Linked DNA regions of Homo sapiens: all the other regions are linked to region 3. The links are chromatin loops, found by intact Hi-C in ENCODE. Cell type or tissue: IMR-90. All regions are shown on one strand.

Region 1 (5,000 bases), 500 kb before region 3:
AGTTTTATTTTCTGATTGAAGAAATAGGAAAATTGTCCTTTAAGATACTGACTGTCTGCTTCCTTTCCAATCTAGAATCTCAATCTGCTGTTTCAGAAACTCCCCAAAAACGCTCAGATGCTGTCCAGAAGGTAAGATGATCTTATTAGGATGTCAGATTCCCATCTGTCTTATTTGTCTTAAGATTGTGACAGACTCTGCGATTTATCTTTCCATCTGCCCGGCTGGCTAGGATGCCCTTGTTTTCCCTAAGCCTGCAGTGGAATCCAGTCAGGCAGAAGGGGATGTTTTCTTCCATTTATTTTTTGCATACAAAATCAGCCTTGAAATGGAACTGAGTACAAGCTTTTCAGAAGCTGTTTTATTCTATATCCAGCCAAAGAGTTGGGCCCAATAACAGCGGGCTCCAGCAGGAAACGGTGGCCACTCCAGGGAGAAGTCTGCGAGATGTGCCTGCTCAAACAGTCCCATGGCTATGATCTTTAAAAAGAAATCTGTCAGAGCTTTGCTAAAGTCAAATAAGGTTCTTATTACTTTGGTGGATGAAACATTAATTAGTATCTGTTTAATTTCCAGGAAACTATTTTTTTTCTGTTACTGTATTAGTCCGTTTTCACACTGCTGATAAGGGTGTACCCAAGAATGGGCAATTTACAAAAGAAAGAGGCTTATTGGACTTACACTTCCACATGGCTGGGGAGGCCTCACAAGTTCATGGTGGAAGGCAAGGAGAAGCAAATCACATCTTATGTGGATGGCAGAAGGCAAAAAAGAGCTTGTGCAGAGAAACTCCCATTTTTAAAACCATTAGATCTCGTGAGACCCATTCACTATCATGAGAAGAGCATGGGAAAGATCAGCCCCCATGATTCAGTCATCTCCCACCAGGTCCCTCCCACAACATGTGGGAATTATGGGAGCTACAAGATGAGATTTGGCTGGGGACACAGAGCCAAACCATATCAGTTACCAAAGAAGCCAAATTTTGTGGGTTTTTTTTTCTTACGCTAAAATGCAAGCTATGCTAAAATGGATTTCTTATTAAAAAAAAAAAACTGCAAGAAAGGAAACGTGTATGGAATAGTAATTGTGGATAGCAATTGCTCTTTTGGATATAAAACCATTGCTTACAAACCAATTTACATTTTCACCCAACTATGCTTTTGTCAGTAACTTAGTATTAGAAATGAACAGTAAAAAGATGTGTTCTGTTCTGTTGGTGGTCTAGGAGAAAATGAGGAGACACATACTTGGGTTTTACACCCGGATCTATTTCTGATTAGTGTGATGACAACAAGCTTAGATTACCTGGGACATAGGGTTCTTCTCTGTAAAATTAAATTATTGCTGATCTCTGATAACTCATCAAATAAAGTAACTTCCCTTTAGAAAAGAATCCCTGTGTTATACATGAAAGTTGTGCTCCCCCTGGAGGAGAAATTGGGGTACAACATTGGTTGAAAACAGCACCTGGGTGCTTTTCAAAAATGCGGCTAGGTTAGCTATCCTTAAGGACAGTTCATTGAAAAAGCAAGTTTTTCCAGCTTATTGTTATGGGAGCAGAGGGCTACATCAACTTGGTGGCACTTGGAGAGGCACGGTGGGCTCAACTGATGGTTCCTTAATTATCTGCAATGATTAGCCCACAGCGAATAAGAGAAAGAAAGATAAAAAGGTAAAAAGAAATAGTAAAGTCAGCAGTTATTAAGAAAGATAGTACCCTCAAATCTTCCCTCACTTTTTAAGCCTTTTTTTTGGTGTGGAAAGCATGGCTAAATTGTGATTTAAAGGGATACATTAAGTTTTTCTAAATTCTTATGTTCAGGACGTATATGAATCAATTGTTACATACGATAATGTCAAAGAGAACCTGAACAGGAAGTATTTGATAATATCAACAATGATAAAACATGTACAGCATTGCTTTCTATATTATGCTATTTCAAGATACATATTCATGTGTGTAACATTATAGTGTTTTTCCTGAGCGATGGACCATGGTAAAATATATTGCAATAAGCAGAAAACCTAATGGAGTAGGTTATTTAAAAACACTTGATTTTACAACTTGAAGACTCAAGGGTGAAATAGATTGAATAAATGTTACATCTTATCCTTGTTGACAGTGAAGTGTCTGGAAGTCAGGAAAATTAATTGAGAGGGAACAATATTTGGAAGCAATCGATTTTAAGCACCCGACAATGACATCACTTACTTTTGGAATCATTAACTCTTTGTCATACATTTATTTTACGGGCTGATTCTTTTCTTAGATGATATGGATATGTTTCATGACAGGCTAAAGTAACTGGCCGTAAAGGGGATAGGGAAAACTCAAATTAATTGTCAACCTACTGTATACCTGTTCTTTTACTCTATTACCTTAAGAAATCCTCACAATAATCCTTTAAAGTAACTATTATAATGCGCATTTAACTGCTAAAGAAAATGATTATATGAGTTAAAATAACTTGCATCAGATCACAAACTTGATAAAGGGTAGGCTCGCTATTTGAGTACAGATCTGTTTGATTTTATACTTATACTATGATAAAAATTATACTTTTACATGGGTAATCACCCGATGCCAAAATCGTCAGATGAATGAGATGAGATTCTAAATTTATTTTATTATATGTAAACTCTACCATGTATCAGTTGGATGTCCAGATACATTATAGAGGCAAATAGGTATATTAGTTCACTTATACATTTTGAAGTTTTACTAGAACTTTGATGTGCTAAGTTGTGTTAATTTTACTAACTTTAGTGCTTTGTTATTATGTAAAAAAAATTATTTTTCATGGAAAGTCCTTGCTTTTTCCTTCTTAGTCACTAGATGGCAGTTCTGTATCTCTAAATGCAGCTGGAAATGAGAGGTTTGAAGGCAGTTTTCTCAGTATGAATGATGAACCTAAGAGATTTTTCTGGTCCATCAGCGTTGCCTGCGTTCTTCTGTGGTCGTAATGTGAGATCCCCAGGACTGCTTAGTCAGAGGCTTGCAGCCGAGTTGGAAAGCATCCTCTCTAAGTTATTCTTCAGATGTGTGTTCAGACACCTGTTCTCTCAATCTGAGCACATTGGAATTTATTGAATGAGTTTTGACTTTTACTCTTTCTGTAGTTAATAATTCTGAGAGTGCGATATCCCTAGAAAAAACACATGACTCATAAAGCCTTTCCTCAACTCACAGGAGTAGAAGGCTGTGGTGTTGCCAGAGAGTCTGATGCTTAAAGCAAATACAGCTGGCACTCAAGTGAAAAGAACGGACTGTAGCTACTCCTTGAATGCTTTTATTGATGACCCTGTGGAATTAGGTTTTCAAATAAAATTACATTCTTGAGACCTCACTTACTGATTATTTTAATTTCAAGTAATATGCTCTGAAAATCTGCTCTATCTGAAGAATTATGTCATAAAACTGAAATGCGACTGTCTTTTGATTCTGTTTATTAAAATCTTTGCCATTTGAAATATTTAAACTGTAAAGCCTTTTATACTCTGTAGTATATAATAGCTTAGTGTCAATTATTTTATCTAAGAACATTTGCTTCTAAGTTAAAGATTGGTGTATGGTAACATGCTTCACCTGGTAGCCACCTAGTTTCTAACTTTTTGCTTTTGAAATTATATATACAATTTTTGTTTCAAAGCATTTTTCTAAAACTCTTGGTATCTTTCTAATATACATGGACTAGCTGGAAGGGAAATAGAATAACATTTTGATTTTTAAAAACTCTAGCTTTGGGTAAGAATTGAAAATAACAGGTAATTGAAAGTCAGGTCTTTGAACATTATAATATTTATCATTTATCAATAGTCACATCTATTACAAAGTGCTAGACAATAAAAAGGAATTAGACGATATCAGCACTGTCTTCCCCCATATGTTGTATGATCTATATGCAAATAAATTCTCAAGTGTCAGAAAAACGCTTTGCTCTGATCAGCCCTACCGAGTCCCCTCATTGCCCAATCTAACTGCAAATTTATTTGAAGAAGTAAATATTTTTTTACTGGATCTCCTTAAAGTATCTGTTATAGTACTCTTTATGCAGTGGCCACTCAGTTCCATTAGTTTCAGAAATAATTTAGGAACAAGTCAAGGAAACAGATGGAGTAATGTGGAGTAGCCTTGTGGATGGTCTTGGTTACTCAGAAACAAAGTTTGAAGAGCAAAAGAAGCATTGGTCAGATCAAAAGAAAGTGGAGTAAAAGTGATTCTGAAGAAATAATGCTGGAGACTTAATAAAACAAGCCATTTGAATTGGGGTAGAATGTCTTAGACATATAGAAAGTTTCTAAAGAAACATTGTTGAGTATGAGGTCTTTCTCAACTCCAAGGCAAAAGGTAATATGAATTTGCAAAGTAATTGGAAACCAACAAAACAATAACCCACAAGACAAGTAAATAACTAAAATAAGGCGGAGTAAGAAATACAAGTCTTAAAGGAGATAGAGAGAGAGATACTTGGGTCTGAAACCATGAGTTAGTCATCCTTGAAGTCTTCCTCAGTGTCTAATCATTCTTAGGTCCTCAATAAATAGTTTAACCACTAAATACTCTGACCTAATGAGTCTGGGAAGGGGCAAGCGAGAGATGGTTAGGAAGGGAAGAGAAGACAGGATACCCTTAGGGCAGTGCTGACATTGAAGATAGGTAACATTTTGAAAGGTATTCACCATACTATGTTAAGAGAAAGAAAGGATTTTTTTTTTTTTGGTGTGGGAATAATTTTTATTCTGTAGAAACTCCAAGGAGCTCAGAGAAAAATATAGACGTTTTAGCTTAGAAATAATCACAAAAGAAACTCTTCTATGAGTTTTAAGAATGAAAACCAGCTAACATCTGGAAAGCAGTTAGAACTTGAGATGAGAATGTGAAGAAATAATTGGATGTCACAGATTGTTTTTGTTTTTCCTTGGGGTGGTCAGGCTTGGGGGTGAAATGAAGTAATATCTTTGCTCTATTGAGTTTTAGATGGTGTAAAACTAGTTTG
Region 2 (5,000 bases), 91 kb before region 3:
CCACAACACTTGAAAACCTGGGAAGGGTAGTCACTGGCCAGAGCTGCTGCTTTATCCATCACACCAGCTGAAGGCATCACTGGGCTTCTAGAAATGATTAGGACTGTTTCAGTGGACCTCGGCCTTGGAGCATCCAAGCTCCGGGATAATTTAGTACCACAGTGAGCACTAGGGAAAATAATCCAAATGAAACAACAACAACAAACTTTGTTGCATTTATATGAAATCCTTCTATTGCCCCCAAAGCAAAATGATTTCTCCCCCAGTCTGGCACATATCCTGCAGCTGTACCTTGGACCTTTGTGTAATCTATCTTGCAACACTTCATGTACCGTTGGTTTAGGGTCAGCCTAATGGTGGAGGCTCAAAAGGGAGTATGGTGTAGTAGAAAGAAGGGTAGACTGGGAATGAGGAAACCTGGGTTCGAGTGCTAATTTGACAACAAGGTAGTTTGCAGTCTTAAAACACACAACTTTTTGGGCTATCGCTTCCTTATGTGTAAAACGAGATTACGTGTTTTCCTTTTATCTTGGAAACTCTTGATTTGGAAGGCATCAAACATCCAACATGTATCATGGAGTGGAGAAAGCAGAAAAAAAATCGTGAAAAGTGGCACAGTGTAAATTTCCCAGACCTTTACAGGAGCACTCAGATCATCTTCCTTTGAAATAACAGTTCACTAATCCAACACTCAAGGTACCTATGTGTCCATGTCTTTACCAGTTCTATCCGGTTTTTACCTTGTGTTTTTATTGTTTTCTTTTCTTTTTTCTTTTCTTTTTTGAGATGGAGTTTTGCTCTTGTCACCTAGGCTGGAGTGCAATGGCACGGTCTCGGCTCACTACAACCTCCACCTCCCAGGCTCAAGCAATTCTCCTACCTCAGCCTCCTGAGTAGCTGGGATTACAGGCGCCCACCACCGCACACGGCTAAGATTTGTATTTTTAATAGAGACGGGGCTTCACCATGTTGGCCAGTCTGGTCTCGAACTCCTGACCTCAGGAGATCCACCTGCCTCGGCCTCCCAAAATGCTGGGATTACAGGCGTGAGCCACCGTGCCTGGCTGTGTTTTTATTGCTGACATGCATGTCTCTCCTTCCCCATGAACTATTAGCTCCTTGAAAAAGTGGTCCGTCTTTTGATCTCCTGCTATTTCTAGCTCTGGTTCCATAAATAATTGTTGAATGAATCAATGGTTTTGTTTAGAGTGCTTGATTAGCTCTTCCTCCAAATAATTATTATTTCCATTTCAAAGATAAAATTCAGGCCCAAATATTTCAATTTGTTTATCTCAGTTCACAAAATTAGATTTGAAGCCTCAATTCCAAAGTAGTAATAGTAATAAACTGTTCTTCCAGCAACCTTCACAGAAACATTCTGAAGACCTTTGCTTCTCAGCCCCAATTCACTAATATCAAAAGCCTGCAAAATAATAATAGTTACAGTAACAATAATAATTGAGTTTTTATGCCTGTATGAAAAGCATTATCTCACATAATTCGTAAGACAGCGCTATACAACTTCAGATGAGGATTACTGATACAAAGTGATAGTTCCACACAGATAGGAACAAAGCCAGGTTTATTTGACTTCAAAATTCATGCTCCAAACCAATGGTACACATCCCTCTGTTTGACTACCCACCCAACATAACCTACATGGAGTCTTATGCCTGTGTCTCCAGTTTGAAGCCTAAGATAATGTGAGGACATAGAGCCAAAGTTATTAAGGGAAAAAGCTTCTTAAGCCCTCAGTCTGAATGCTTATTTAGCCTCTGTGAAGAGGCTGTGTAAAGTTAGGAAATTTACTGCACCTCAGTGAGCTTCAGTTCTTTGTTGGTAAGATGTGGACAACAGCATTTACCTCAAAAAGATGTTACAAAAGCTTATTAAGATATTGTGTGTTAGGCCCGGCACGGTGGCTCACACCTGTAATCCCAGCACTTTGAGAGGCCGAGGCGGGCATCTCTCCTGAGGTCAGGAGTTCGAGACCAGCCTGGCCAACATGGCGAAACCCCGTCTCTGCTAAAAATACAAAAATTAGCCAGGCATGGTGGCACATGCCTGTAATCCCAGCTACTCTGGAGGCTGAGGCAGGAGAATCGCTTGAACCCGGGAGGCGGAGGTTGCAGCGAGCCAAGGCCGAGATTGCACCATTGCACTCCAGCCTGGGCGACAGAGTGAGAATCCATCTCAAAAAAAAAAAAAAAAAAAGGATATTGTGTGTTAAAATACCTGGAACATATAGTAAGTGCTCAATAAATCCTCTCTTGCCCCCCTGCCTACTTTTCCTTTCAGCAAAAGCAATACCTTCCAAAACTAGTTCCATAACCTTATGGATATGAAGGATACACTTGTAGGAATATCTTGGCATCCTTTAATACAGAGAAGTTCTCAGCTTAGGTACCAAATAAAACACTTTGCCTCCCTAGAAATTTTCAGAGCTTGCCCAGGCCCCTAAAAGCTATTTTCTGTCAACACTTCCACTAAGCTGAACAGGAAGAGAGGTTGCTTGTCTTATCATTAACAGAATTCTTTTCTGAGGTTTTTATTTGGGTACTTAGTGGGCCAGAATTTAACATTATCACTCCATCCCATGATACTTCAGCTGAGTAAAGTCAGAAGTATTCTTTCTTATATGTTTTTTCCTTAATTTATTTTTTTTTAAATGGGGCCATTGGTTCTGTAACAATAGTGACCTCTACAGGGACATTTATTCATTTATTCACCAAACACTAAGCATTGTGATTCTCTGTAACATATAAGATAAAAATAGTTATAATTCCTTAAAGAGCTCACATCGTAGCAGAAGAGAAAAGAGCATGAAAAGAGAATTCCAGCCTGTAATCCCAGCACTTTGGGAGGCCGAGGCAGGAGGATCACGAGGTCAAGAGATCAAGACCATCCTGGCCAACATGGTGAAACCGCGTCTCTAATAAAAATAAAAAATTAGCCGGGCATGGTGACAGAGCCTGTAATCCCAGGTACTTGGGAGGCTTAGGCAGGAGAATTGCTTGAACCCAGGAGGCAGAGTTTGCAGTGATCTGAGATCCCGCCACTGCACTCCAGCCTGGTGACAGAGCGAGACTGATCTCAAAAAAAATCCAGCACTTTGGGAGGCCGAGGCAGGCGGATCACGAGGTCAGGAGATCGAGACCATCCTGGCTAACATGGTGAAACCCCTTCTCTACTAAAAATACAAAATACTAGCCGGGTGTGGTGGCGGGCGCCTGTAGTCCCAGCTACTCGGGAGGCTGAGGCAGGAGAATGGCGTGAACCCGGGAGGTGGAGCTTGCAGTGAGCTGAGATCGCACCATTGCACTCCAGCCTGGGTGACAGAGCTGCGACAGAGCGAGACTCGTCTCAAAAAAAAATAAAATAGAGAGAATTCCAAGGCGGTGAATGCGGTGCGGTGCGGAGCTATCAATGGGAACTCATGCAGATAGGCTGTGACTCCAGGGCACCAGCCACACCTGATCATCAACTGCGGCCTTGAGCCATTCAATTCACTCATCCAACAAGTAATTACTGGTGCTTGAGACCATCCAGTTTCAAATACAAAGAGAAGTGGCATGAGGTATACACTCAGGGACTCTTCCCTCTTTATAGAAGCCATTTGACTCAAACTAGAGCAAATTCAAGTAAACGGAAGAGATACACATCTCCTCTTCTCTTTCTCTTGAGCCTAAAGAGCCTCAGTGTTGGGTTTTACCATCAAGGCCCAACTCCATATCTGAGGCATGGCTCCTCTCCCATCCATCTCCCATCCATCTCCCATCCATCTCCCATCCATCTCCCATCCATCTCCCCCTCCAGCACAAACTTCATTGGCTCACATGGCTACCCATCCCATTTAAGACAGCTGAAGGTGTTAGAAAGGTTGACATCAAATTTACTGCCCTACTGTGTGGGATTTTTTACCTGTTCTTCCCCATGGACTGCCTTAAAGTCTGATGAACCTTAATGATTCCTTCTCAGAATAATGTTTTTAAATTCAAAAAGTATATACTATTACAAGGCAAGCTATATATACATACATATACATACACACACACATATATGTTATTGTGTTATTATATATGTATTTTATATATGCTATTGTGTTATATATGTATTTTATATATATATATATGCTATTGTGTTAGTCCATTTGCACTGCTATCATGGAATATCCAAGGAGGCTGGGTAATTTATAAGGAAAAGAGGTTTATTTGACTCACAGCTCTGCAGATGTACAAGAAACATGGTGCTGGCATCTTCTGCTTGGCTTCTAATGAGGGCCTTAACAGGCTTCCACTCACGGCGAGGGGTTAAGGGGAGGCAGGGGTGTCACACAGTAAGAGAGGGAGCAGGAGAGAAGGAAGGGAGGTGCCGGGCTCTCTTTAAAGAACGAGCTTTCAAGTGAATGAATGCACTGAGGGAGAACCCACTCATTACCGTGGGGAGGGCACCAAGCCATTAATGCGGGATCTACCCCCAGGATGAAAACACCTCCCACCAGGCCCTACCTCCAGTATTGGGGGTCACATTTCAACATGTGATGTGGAGGGGACAAATATCCCAATTAGATCAGCTTTATATAACTATACGTATGTGTGTGTGTGTGTGTGTGTGTGTGTGTATAAAATGTATGATATACAATTGTCTGGTCCTGTTTATAAGGGACTAAATAATGAGATCTAAAAGCAGGTATGATCACTTCCATAATTTTCAAGTAGTTTTAAGTACTAGGTAAGTGTAAGTGATATTTTGAGACTCTGGTATCAACTGTAACATGAAAGTAATTCTGATTTCTATTGGTGACAAAGCTGTGATTCCACTGATGTTACTGTGGTTTGTTACATTCGTAACTAAAGAGAATGTGATATTTCAGTTACAGGTAAGTGGAAGTCAAGAAGCAATTTTTTTTTCTATCAAATGTCACAGATTCCCCTCAATTCTTATAGAACACCAAAGTAGGCTGGGCATGGTGGCTCCCGCCTATAATCCCAGCACTTTGT
Region 3 (5,000 bases):
GTGAGCCCCTTAACTTTGCTCCACTTGAAAATACATTTGAGGCAGGGCACGGCGGCTCATGCCTGTAAACCCAGTGTTTTGGGTTGCTGAGGTAGGCAGATCCCTTGAGCCCAGGAATTTGAGACCAGCCTGAGACACATGGCGAAACCCTGCCTCTACTAAAAATACAAAAATTAGTTGGGTGTGGTGGCATGTGCCTGTGGTTCCAGCTACTTGGGAGGCTGAGATGGGAGGACTGCTTGAGCTCTTGAGCCCAAGAGGTCAAGGCTGCAGTGAGCCGTGAGCATGCCGCTGAACTCCAGCCTATGCAACACTGCGAGACCCTGTCTGAAAAAAAAAAAAAGAGAGAGAAGGGAAAAGAAAATACATGTGAAAGTTTTTCTCAAAACCAGTGTTCTTTCTATGAACGCAACATTTGGAAATCTATTGGCCAGGTTTTTGTTAAGATGATTGCCCTGTTTCTGAGAAAGGACAGCCAAAGATAGTCAAGGGTGATTGCATGCAAGTCTGAACTCCATGTCAACGAACCAGCTGGGAGCACGTAAAGCTTACAAATGCCGTCCAGTATTGAAGTTACTTTAATAATCTTGAACTCTGGAAGTTAAAGTGTTAGGACCTGTAGGCTGGGCACGGAGGCTCACACCTGTAATCCCAGCACTTTGGGAGGCTGAGGCGGGCGGATCACGAGGTCAGGAGATCGAGACCATCCTGGCTAACACAGTGAAACTCTACTAAAAATATAAAACTTTAGCCGGGCGTGGTGGCGGGCACCTGTAGTCCCAGCTACTTGGGAGGCTGAGGCAGGAGAATGGTGTGAACCCAGGAGGCGGAGCTTGCAGTGAGCTGAGATCCCACCACCGCACTCCAGCCTGGGCGACAAAGCGAGACTCCGTTTCAAAAAGAAAAAAGTGTTAGGACCTGTAATCCTAATTTCTTATAGGGCTGATTTCATGAAAAATATAAGCTTACATAACCCAGCTTTGTAATATTTGACCACAAAACTGAATGATCAGCATAGGTACAATTTGCTGGTTATGAAAAATAAACCAGGTTAACAATCTGTTGAATTATGGAAAACACAAAAGAACAAATTTACCTTTTAGGTTTTAGCACAAAGGAGAAAGAACACAAGTTATCTAATAACTCAAGAAGATAAGACCAGCTACCTCACCTCGCACCCTCTGTTCCTGTTAAGCCACTGGAAACCCAAAACTAATCAAATCCCCAAATCCCCACATCACTGACAGTGCTTATGGCTTACTGACTTCAACATAGATAAATGGCCCCATTAATGTCAGGGCGGTTACGTTTGTCTGAAGAATATACGTCTGTATTTTAAATTGCATTATCCAGTTTATCCATGGGATAAGAATTGTTTACCTTCACAAATTCCAGGCTTCTGAGCTGAACTAAACAGGGCAAGTTTAAAGGCAGGAGCTCAGAGCAGTTCATAGCCTTTTGACAGCTCTGATGTGGTCTGCCAAGCCTGAATTGGTAAAATCCAGGCTTATCTCTCAGCACAACGCAGTTCACCCTCAGGTCTTTCCTGCTACCTGCAGCCCCCGTGAAGCCCCTACAAAGCTGGAAGTTGCAAAGTGGATGGAATAATTCTGCAAAATATTGTTTGGTGTTGGATTAGCATTCACAGATGTGGGTCCAAGAAATTGCTCAACAGCCCACGGAGGCCAAGGAAGATCTGCCACGACATCGATACCACGCCTGACTAGGTCACTTCAGGCTTGAGTCCAGTTCAGTGTGTCCCGCCAAGCCCCAGCTTTTGTCTCCTCCTCTTGTTTCCAGTTTGCTCTGCTTCTGTGAAATGAGGTGTTTGCTCATCACTGGGCAGGGCAGAAAGGTAGAGACAGAACAAGAGATGGAGGACGGGGGACTCTTAACAAATCCACATCCATCTTTGCCTCCATTCAACCTGCCTTGTGCTGGCTTGAAAACAGTTGCTGACCAAGGTTTGGAAAATGCAGCAGCTGCTTGCTGCCATCTGCTGTACTTTCTGTTGCTAGCAAGCATGGGACCATGGCTGGCTGCAAAAGAGGAAAAAATGGAAAAGTGGGGGAAGCAAGAGACCGGCAGCCTCCTCTTTACCCAGGAAACCCCCATGATAATGCAGCTACGGATTCATGTCAGAAAAGCGGCCACCTTTCCCAGCGTGAATGAACCACAGTGATTTTTCAGGACGTAGAATATACTTTCCTTTACACTTACGTGATTATGTTTTCCATATTGTAACTATGGAGGGAAAATAAATATAGATTAGGCTCAATGGAATTCAAGTTGTCTGCTCACTTGAACTACTTCTTAATCTTGAACTACTTCTGGATAAACATTGGATCAAAATAGAGGGTAAAGAAATACTGGTGTGGCTGGGCATGGTGGCTCACACCTGTAATCCTAGCACTTTGGGAAGCTGAGGTGGGTGGATGACTTGAGGTCAGGAGTTCAAGACCAACCTTGCCAACATGGTGAAACCCCATCTCTACTAAAAATACAGAAAAATTAGCTGGGCGTGGCGGCGCACGCCTGTAATCCCAGCTACTCGGGAGGCTGAGGCACAGAAACCGCTTCAACCCGGGAGGCAGAGGTTGCAGATCACGCCACCGCACTTCAGCCTGGGTGACAGAGTGAGAATCTATCTCAAAAAAAAAAAAAAAAAATTACTGGTGTGTAAGATTCTAGGAGTGAGTCTCTAAGATATACATCTAAAGATGATCAAGACTTTCTAAAGAAACCATCACATGATTCTGCCTTCCTTCCAATAGCTCAATCTCTTTATTTTTGCTCATTATTAGACTCCTTAAGTGATCCTATTTCCTTTTGGTAAGCTAACTTCCAGATGCCCTCTCTAATGTGTCTTCCAGTATCAATGCTCAGATGAAATGCATCAGATGAAATTCACCCATGGTCTACTTAGCTCTTGTCTTAGAAATAGTCCTTTTGGACTCATTCCAAATCCAATTTCTGAAACAACATCTGTTGATGGTCTCTTCAAAACTCTGATCTCTTCCTTTTTTCCTTTAATGGCCTTTTCACTTCCCCCTTCCTACTAATTTTGGAAATTCAAAGGGAAGGCTCAATTTTTAAAAATTCTAATTGTAGGTAATAGGAATGAATCTGAGCTTGGCCATGTGTAATTTATTTTTCTAACTCAGAGCTTGTTTTGCTTTTTCCATTCATTTATTCAATTTCAATAATAATGACTTTGCTGGTGACATCCGTAGGAAATCTTAATTTTGCCCTTCTCGTTGGGTTTCTCACTGCCTAGCCCTGTTTCATGAGATAAAGACCTTTTGTCCCATAATGTGTACAGCATAAACCTTACAAATTCTATAAGAGAGACTACAGAGTAAGTTGAAGAAAATAACCATGCAGTGGTAGCATCTGACCTTTGGGGAATCATGATTTATATGACTGTTAGTGTTGGGTTAACATCTTCTGGCCACATACCCAGTATCTAGCAGCATCTGGCAGCACACTCTGAAAAGAATCATACCATTTTTAGATGTTTAACTTACAGCAAGGATATGTTCTTTTTATTCTCAGTCTTCCATAGGATGGTATAAAATATTTCTCTCACTGCATGTGGGACAAACTGAGGACAAGATACCAGTAACGTAATGAGCAATTGATCTCTTTGTAAAATCTTGTAGACAGTGTTATGAAGTGGAAATGAGAAACTATGCTGGGACTGGCAGGCTCCTGCAATGTGCGTACTTAGTGACAAGAAGGTGTAGCATGTGCCCTAGGCTATATATCCACATGTATTCAATAAGGTACATCTTTAAAGACAATCTTTGGAAATTGCATATTAGGTTTCTGCTTATTTCAAAAAGTGCCAGCAGTATAATAGGGACTGATGGGAAGAGAATGATAAAAATCTAAACAGCTTTTACTTCCTTTGTGAAACTTTTACTTACTACGGCCATTTCACAGTGCAAACACGTTCTCATTCTTCTGTGCTCCCATTGTGCTCTGTATAGACTTCCACTGTGGATATGTAATGATTATTGAACTCTTTGTTTTCACGCTTCTCTCACAATTAGACTGTAAACTCACGGAGGCGAGAGACTGCTTTTGTCACTATGTATTTCCAGATCCTATTAACTTGGATATAGCAGATGCTTAATACATGTCCATTGAATTAATAAGTTAAATTAATGGTTTCCAGTCTTAAACTAGATAGTCAGAAAAGATTCAAACACATATATTATAATAGAGGACAGCAACAAAGTGTGCCAAATTCTGTAGACAGTATGTGTCAAGATTGGAGACCCAAGGCAATTGTTATTATATTTTCATCTCCTGTCTGAGAGTCATTGAATCTTTTAGCAAGAAGTAATAATCTGGTCTAATATCTTTATTTCACAGGAAGAGAGAGAAAGTCATGTAAATTTATTATTTCTTAAGTACTAAATGTTATCTCTGCATAGTTATTCTTTATAAAGTTTAAAAGACTTATCCAAGATAAACAGATGCTTTATCTGTTTAGAGTTAGCACTCAAGTTTCTTCATGCTTCAAAAATTCCATGTACTTTTCATGTTGCTAATTGTGTATTTGCAATGTGATATTTATTATAGCTTTACCTCTATGATTTATTCTTTATGAATTTGTGTGAAGTGTGAATACATGTCATCATTAATTAAAATAATTACTAATCACTAATTAAAAATTGTGGGTTTTATTAAATTAAATTAAAATAATAAAATTACTGCTATGACATTCATTGACACAAAATAATAATAATAATAATTTACCTTATGGAGGACTTACCTCTCACCATGTGCCAGGCACTCTTCTAAATGTTATATACATATATATATATAAATGTATTTAATATATATATAAATTTATTTAATCCTCCTAGCAACTACTCAAATATATAAAGATGAGGAAACTGAGGCACAGAGCAGTTGTGTGAATTGGCCGATATCACATTCTCATCAATGTCAGAGGAGGATTTGAATCAAAATTATCTAGCTCTAGAACC
Region 4 (5,000 bases), 240 kb before region 3:
ATTTAAACAATCGACATATCAATCACTAAAGTACATGGTATTGAGGCTGTTAATTATATTAAGTGTCATAGTCCCAACACAGTGCCTAGTTCATCACAGGTGCTGACTATTAAAATTAGTACCAATGGTGTTTTGGAAATTACTACTATTATTATAAATGAGCCCAGTGTTTTTCTCTCCATGAATAAAACATTGAGGAAGAACTGGACAGAATGAGGAAGAGCTTGGAAAAGGAGGAGAATGAGAGTGGGTATTAATGAAGCATAGAGATGAGGAAGAATAATGGTGCTTAAAAATGGAAGGCATAGGGCCGGGCGCGGTGGCTCACGCCTGTAATCCCAGCACTTTGGGAGGCCGAGGCGGGTGGATCATGAGGTCAGGAGATCGAGACCATCCTGGCTAACAAGGTGAAACCCCGTCTCTACTAAAAAGACAAAAAATTAGCCGGGCGCGGTGGCGGGCGCCTGTAGTCCCAGCTACTCGGGAGGCTGAGGCAGGAGAATGGCGTGAACCCGGGAAGCGGAGCTTGCAGTGAGCCGAGATTGCGCCACTGCAGTCCGCAGTCCGGCCTGGGCGACAGAGCGAGACTCTGCCTCAAAAAAAAAAAAAAAAAAAAAAAATGGAAGGCATAGAACACATAGAAGGTAAAAGTCACTGGAAATAACTTCTCTATGAGGGAGTTCATATCTTTTTGTATTAGCAGCATGATCCGCCACTTAATATTTTAAAATATTCTTACCATGGAACCCTGTGCTTTCTTCACTGTGGATCCGTAGCAATCATGGCGTTTTCTCTTTTTTGTCTCCACCAAATCAACTCACTCTTGCTGAGCATCATTCTTCATTAAGATATGGCTTTGGGGCCAGGAATGGTGGCTCATGCCTTTAATCCCAGCAATTTGGGAGGCTGAGGCAGGTAGATCACTTGAGGTCAGGAGTTCAAGACCAGCCTGGCCAACATGGCAAAACCCCATATCTACTAAAAATACAAAAATTTGCTGGGCATGATGGTACCCACTTGTAATCCCAGCTACTCAGGAGGCTGAGGCATGAGGCTCACTTGAACCCAGGAGGCAGAGGTTGCAATGAGCTGAGATCGCACCACTGCACTTCAGCCTCGGTGATGGAGTGAGACTCTCACTCTAAAGAAAAGAATAAATATATATGGCTTCCAATCCTTTAGATTATAGATCTCCTATTTATAGTAGTGTTGTGTTGAGGTCTTTTAAAGGACAAGGATTGTGCCTCTTTTGCCCTCTTTACACATCTTGTTCTTCTTAGTTAAGCATTAAGCAAAGCTGTCAACATAGCATAGAAACACAGAGGTTGGAGTTAGGGATAGAGAAGGGGCTGGGAGCATTGAAAATAGAAAGCCAGACCCAAGTAGCAGCACCAGAGCACAGGGTATGGAGCCTGAACTTGAGGCTACATAATATTGATGGCAAATTCAAGATAAAGGTGGAAAAGCTATTGTTTTTTAATGTCATGGGCCAACAAATGAATGGACGGTTGGTTAGATGAGGAGTTACTGGAAATGACACAACCATTCAAGAAAGAATACAAACCCAAGTTAGCAAAGTGATGGTATTATGAGGAAAGCTTGGCTCCTACGTTTAAAAGCTCTCTACTTTATTATTAGTTAAAAAAAAAAAAGTCAAATCACTCACAGCACACTTTGCCACTGATTACAATCCACTAGTGTGTCCCAGACATTCAAATGAGAACCAGGGACTCTGCACAACCTCTTAGCTTAAGAGAGGTGAGAACATGACCATCGGAAAGTAAAGAGGAAATGTGTTGACTTCCATATAAGATATACTTTACTATTCATTAATAATTATTAAAAGCGAGTTTCGGCCAGGTGTGGTGGCTCACCGGGGCAGGAGGGTTAGTTACTTCAGGCTAGGAGTTCCAGACCAGCCTAGAAAACATCGCAAGATCCCCATCTCTACAAAAAATAAAATAAAAAGTTAGCTGGGTGTGGTGGCACATGCCTGTAGTGTACCACCAGGAGGCACACTACAATTGAGATAACAATTGCTGAAGATGGTATTGATGCTGCTAATGACATTAAGTGCAAAAGTCCCAACGCAGTGACTAGCCCATCACAGGTGCTACTAAAATTAGTACCATTGGTGCTTTAGAAATTACTGCTATTACTACCAGCTACTTAGGAGGCTGAGGTGGGAGGATCACTTGAGCCTAGGAGTTTGAGGTTATAGTGAGCTATGCTCATGCTACTGTACTCTGGCCTAGGCAACAGAGCAAGACTCTGTCTCTAAAAAAATAATAATAGGCTGGGCTTGGTGGCTCATGCCCGTAATCCCAGCACTTTGGGAGGCTGAGGAGGGTGGAGCACCTGAGATCAGGAATTCGAGACCAGCCTGACCAACAAAGTGAAACCCCATCTCTATAAAAATACAAAAATTAGCCAGGCGTGGTGACAGGCACCTGTAGTCCCAGCTACTCAGGAGGCTGAGACAGGAGATTTGCTTGAACCCAGGAGGCAGAGGCCGCAGTGAGCCAAGATCACGCCACTGCACTCCAGCCTGGGTGACGGAGCGAGACTGTCTCAAAAATAATAATAATAATAATAATAATAATAAGTTGCATAATGATCTCAGAAAAGGTAAGAGCGACATGTTCATATCCAAATATTCTTAATCACTAGTAGTCATGTGTCATTTTCTACCTGATTATGACTTCTCTAACAGGAATAATGGAGTCTACACACTTTGGGGATAATTATTATAATATATACAGTTTTATTCCTAATTTTATAGTCCAGACCCATAATCTCTTATCTACAATTTTGAGACCCAAAAACCTCAGAAACTGAAAGCTTATTCATATTTTTGTGGCAAATTTATCTGTCAGCAACACTCAACTTTCATGAGGCTATGTACAGTCTTTACTCATTCTATAGTGTGAGTGTTCATATACTTACAGAAATACCATTGTGTTTAATCAAACATTGATTCCATGCTATGTCAGACCCTTTTGATAGTGTTATGCTCCATATTCCTATCTGAAACTGGAAACGTTCTGAATTGTTTTTATTTTTTATTTTTATTTGAGACGGAGTTTCGCTCTTGTTGCCCAGGCTGGAGCGCAATGGCACGATCTCGGTTCACCACAACCTCTGCCTCCCGAGTTCAAGTGATTCTCCTGCCTCAGCGTCCCCAGTAGCTGGGATTACAGGCATGCGCCACCATGCCCGGCTAACTTTGTATTTTTAGTAGAGACAGGGTTTCTCCATGTTGGTCAGACTGGTCGCGAACTCCCGACCTCAGGTGATTCACACACCTCGGCCTCCCAAAGTGCTGGAATCGTAGGCGTGAGCCACTGCACCCGGCGGAAGAGTGCTGAATTCTAAAATCCTTCTAAGCCCTAAGAATTTGGGGTAAAGGATGATAGAATGAATGGCTGGCCGACTGAACTATGTATTCACTGGGCCTTATTCTGCTCTCTCTAGAACCGCACAGATAAATCCAATCCTTTGTTCCATGTAATAAATCTGATATTTAAGGTTCGCTATGAAGATTCTACCAGGTTTTCTATTGCCCTGACATAAACCCTTTGTCCTCTTCATTGTTCTGGAGTCTCTTGGACTTTTCTGATTCATTTAGCTTCCCGCTCACCCTGGGCCTCATCATCTGATAGTTCAGCTATGCCAGCACTGGTACTATGATTTATACAACAGATTACACCTCTCAACTTACCACTTCCCAAAGTTGGCAGGCCAGACCCTTCACACCTCTTGCTCTAGGAAAAATCTTCTAAGCTGGACAACTTCAAAATCAATGTTCCCCAACCTAAGTTAGATTCTCTAAGGAATGGATATCCTGAGACAAATCCTGGGAAGCATGAGGGGAATGGCAAGTCAAGAGCATTTTCATTCCAATTTCCATTTTCCTCTCTAATCGTTCCCCGTACTGCCACCTTCCACATTCTTCAAACTGTAAGCACCACTTCTGCATGCTTCACTACGAATGTATGACTTGTCCGCATACTTCCCTGAGGTCCTTCAGTATGTACTTATTAAGTGTCTATACTAGGCAGTGGAGTTGTGAATAAAACCAAATTCCTGCCCTGGTGGAGCTTACATTATAGAAGGGAGGTCCAGACCATCAATAAATATACAGCGAAGCTCCAAGGAAAAACAGAGCAGGGCAAAGAGAAGACAGCTATGGGAGGTGGTTTATTTTATATAAATTAGCCAGACAGTGCCTCTGAGAGGTGATGTCTAAGCAGGGACTCGGAGATGAGGGAATAAGCTAATGGATATCTGAAGAAAGAACCTTCCACATGGATGAAGCATCGCATGCAAAGCTCAAGGAAGGAGCATGTTTAGTCAAGTGCCTAAAGTGGCTGGAGCAGAGTGAGTGAGAGTTGAGAGGTAGAAGATGAATTCGGAGAGGGAGCATTGGGGCCAGACTATGTAGCCTAGTGGGCCAAGTGAGGTCAGGCCTTTAAGAAGGAGCGTATTGAGGAAGAACCATGCACACTACTGCTAGTGCTAGGGTGAGAAAGATGAGGACTGAGAACTGACCTGGATTTGGGATCTTGGGTGAATGAGTGACATCCGCAAGAGTAGTCTCTGTTGACTGGTTAGGGACAGATGTCTGATTAACTGGGAGCACAGGAAGCTGGGGCAGTGACTCTAGGTAACACGCTCTTGAGGCATTGGTATATGTAAAGGGTCACAATGGAAAGGAAAGCTAGCAGGAGGGCAAGGGAATTAGGGTTTTGTTTTTGTGTTTATTTTTGGTGCTGGGATAAACAGCGTATGTGTCACTGGGTAGAAATGATCCAGTAAAGGAAAAATTGTGAACTTTGTTCTCTCTTAATATGTGTGTTTCGTTGATTCATTCCTGACTTGTATCTCCCACATCTTATCCCTTAATTAAGCCATTCTTCCTCTTGCATAATTGCAAATTATTATGATATAAATAGCTTTGTTGTACTCTTTTATGAGTTTTACAGGGAGGAAATTGCATA

Evidence for each region. A loop is a pair of places that touch in the nucleus more often than their neighbours do. Peaks named below come from ENCODE experiments on the same cell type or tissue, not always from the same donor. Only the 100,000 strongest peaks of a DNase experiment are listed, where the experiment ranks them.
Region 1: it touches region 3 in a loop (10-fold over the local background); 37 of 110 quality-filtered maps call a loop at or near these places.
Region 2: it touches region 3 in a loop (4-fold over the local background); 10 of 110 quality-filtered maps call a loop at or near these places.
Region 4: a loop joins it to region 3, with 10 times the contacts of the local background. A loop is called at or near these places in 14 of 110 quality-filtered maps.

Annotation. Positions count from the first base shown.
Region 1 is chr1:240,188,132-240,193,131 of GRCh38, forward strand. FMN2 (formin 2) reads left to right here. Exons shown (of 18, transcript NM_020066.5): 4 at 76-131. Among named protein-coding and RNA genes, the nearest start is that of FMN2, 99 kb to the left of the region's middle. In IMR-90, CTCF peaks have their summits at 1,428 (motif pointing left) and 2,844 (motif pointing right); a DNase peak (open chromatin) is centred at 2,980.
Region 2 is chr1:240,599,718-240,604,717 of GRCh38, forward strand. The region is part of intron 1 of GREM2 (gremlin 2, DAN family BMP antagonist); the gene reads right to left. Among named protein-coding and RNA genes, the nearest start is that of GREM2, 9.9 kb to the right of the region's middle. In IMR-90, a CTCF peak has its summit at 2,702 (motif pointing left); no DNase peak of the experiment used is centred here.
Region 3 is chr1:240,690,292-240,695,291 of GRCh38, forward strand. The region is part of intron 1 of LOC105373228 (a long non-coding RNA gene); the gene reads right to left. Among named protein-coding and RNA genes, the nearest start is that of GREM2, 81 kb to the left of the region's middle. RefSeq lists a silencer at 1,838-2,132. In IMR-90, a CTCF peak has its summit at 2,001 (motif pointing left); DNase peaks (open chromatin) are centred at 1,370 and 1,970; H3K27ac peaks cover 383 bases.
Region 4 is chr1:240,453,400-240,458,399 of GRCh38, forward strand. All of the region lies in intron 16 of FMN2 (formin 2), which reads left to right. Among named protein-coding and RNA genes, the nearest start is that of GREM2, 160 kb to the right of the region's middle. In IMR-90, a CTCF peak has its summit at 2,009 (motif pointing right); no DNase peak of the experiment used is centred here.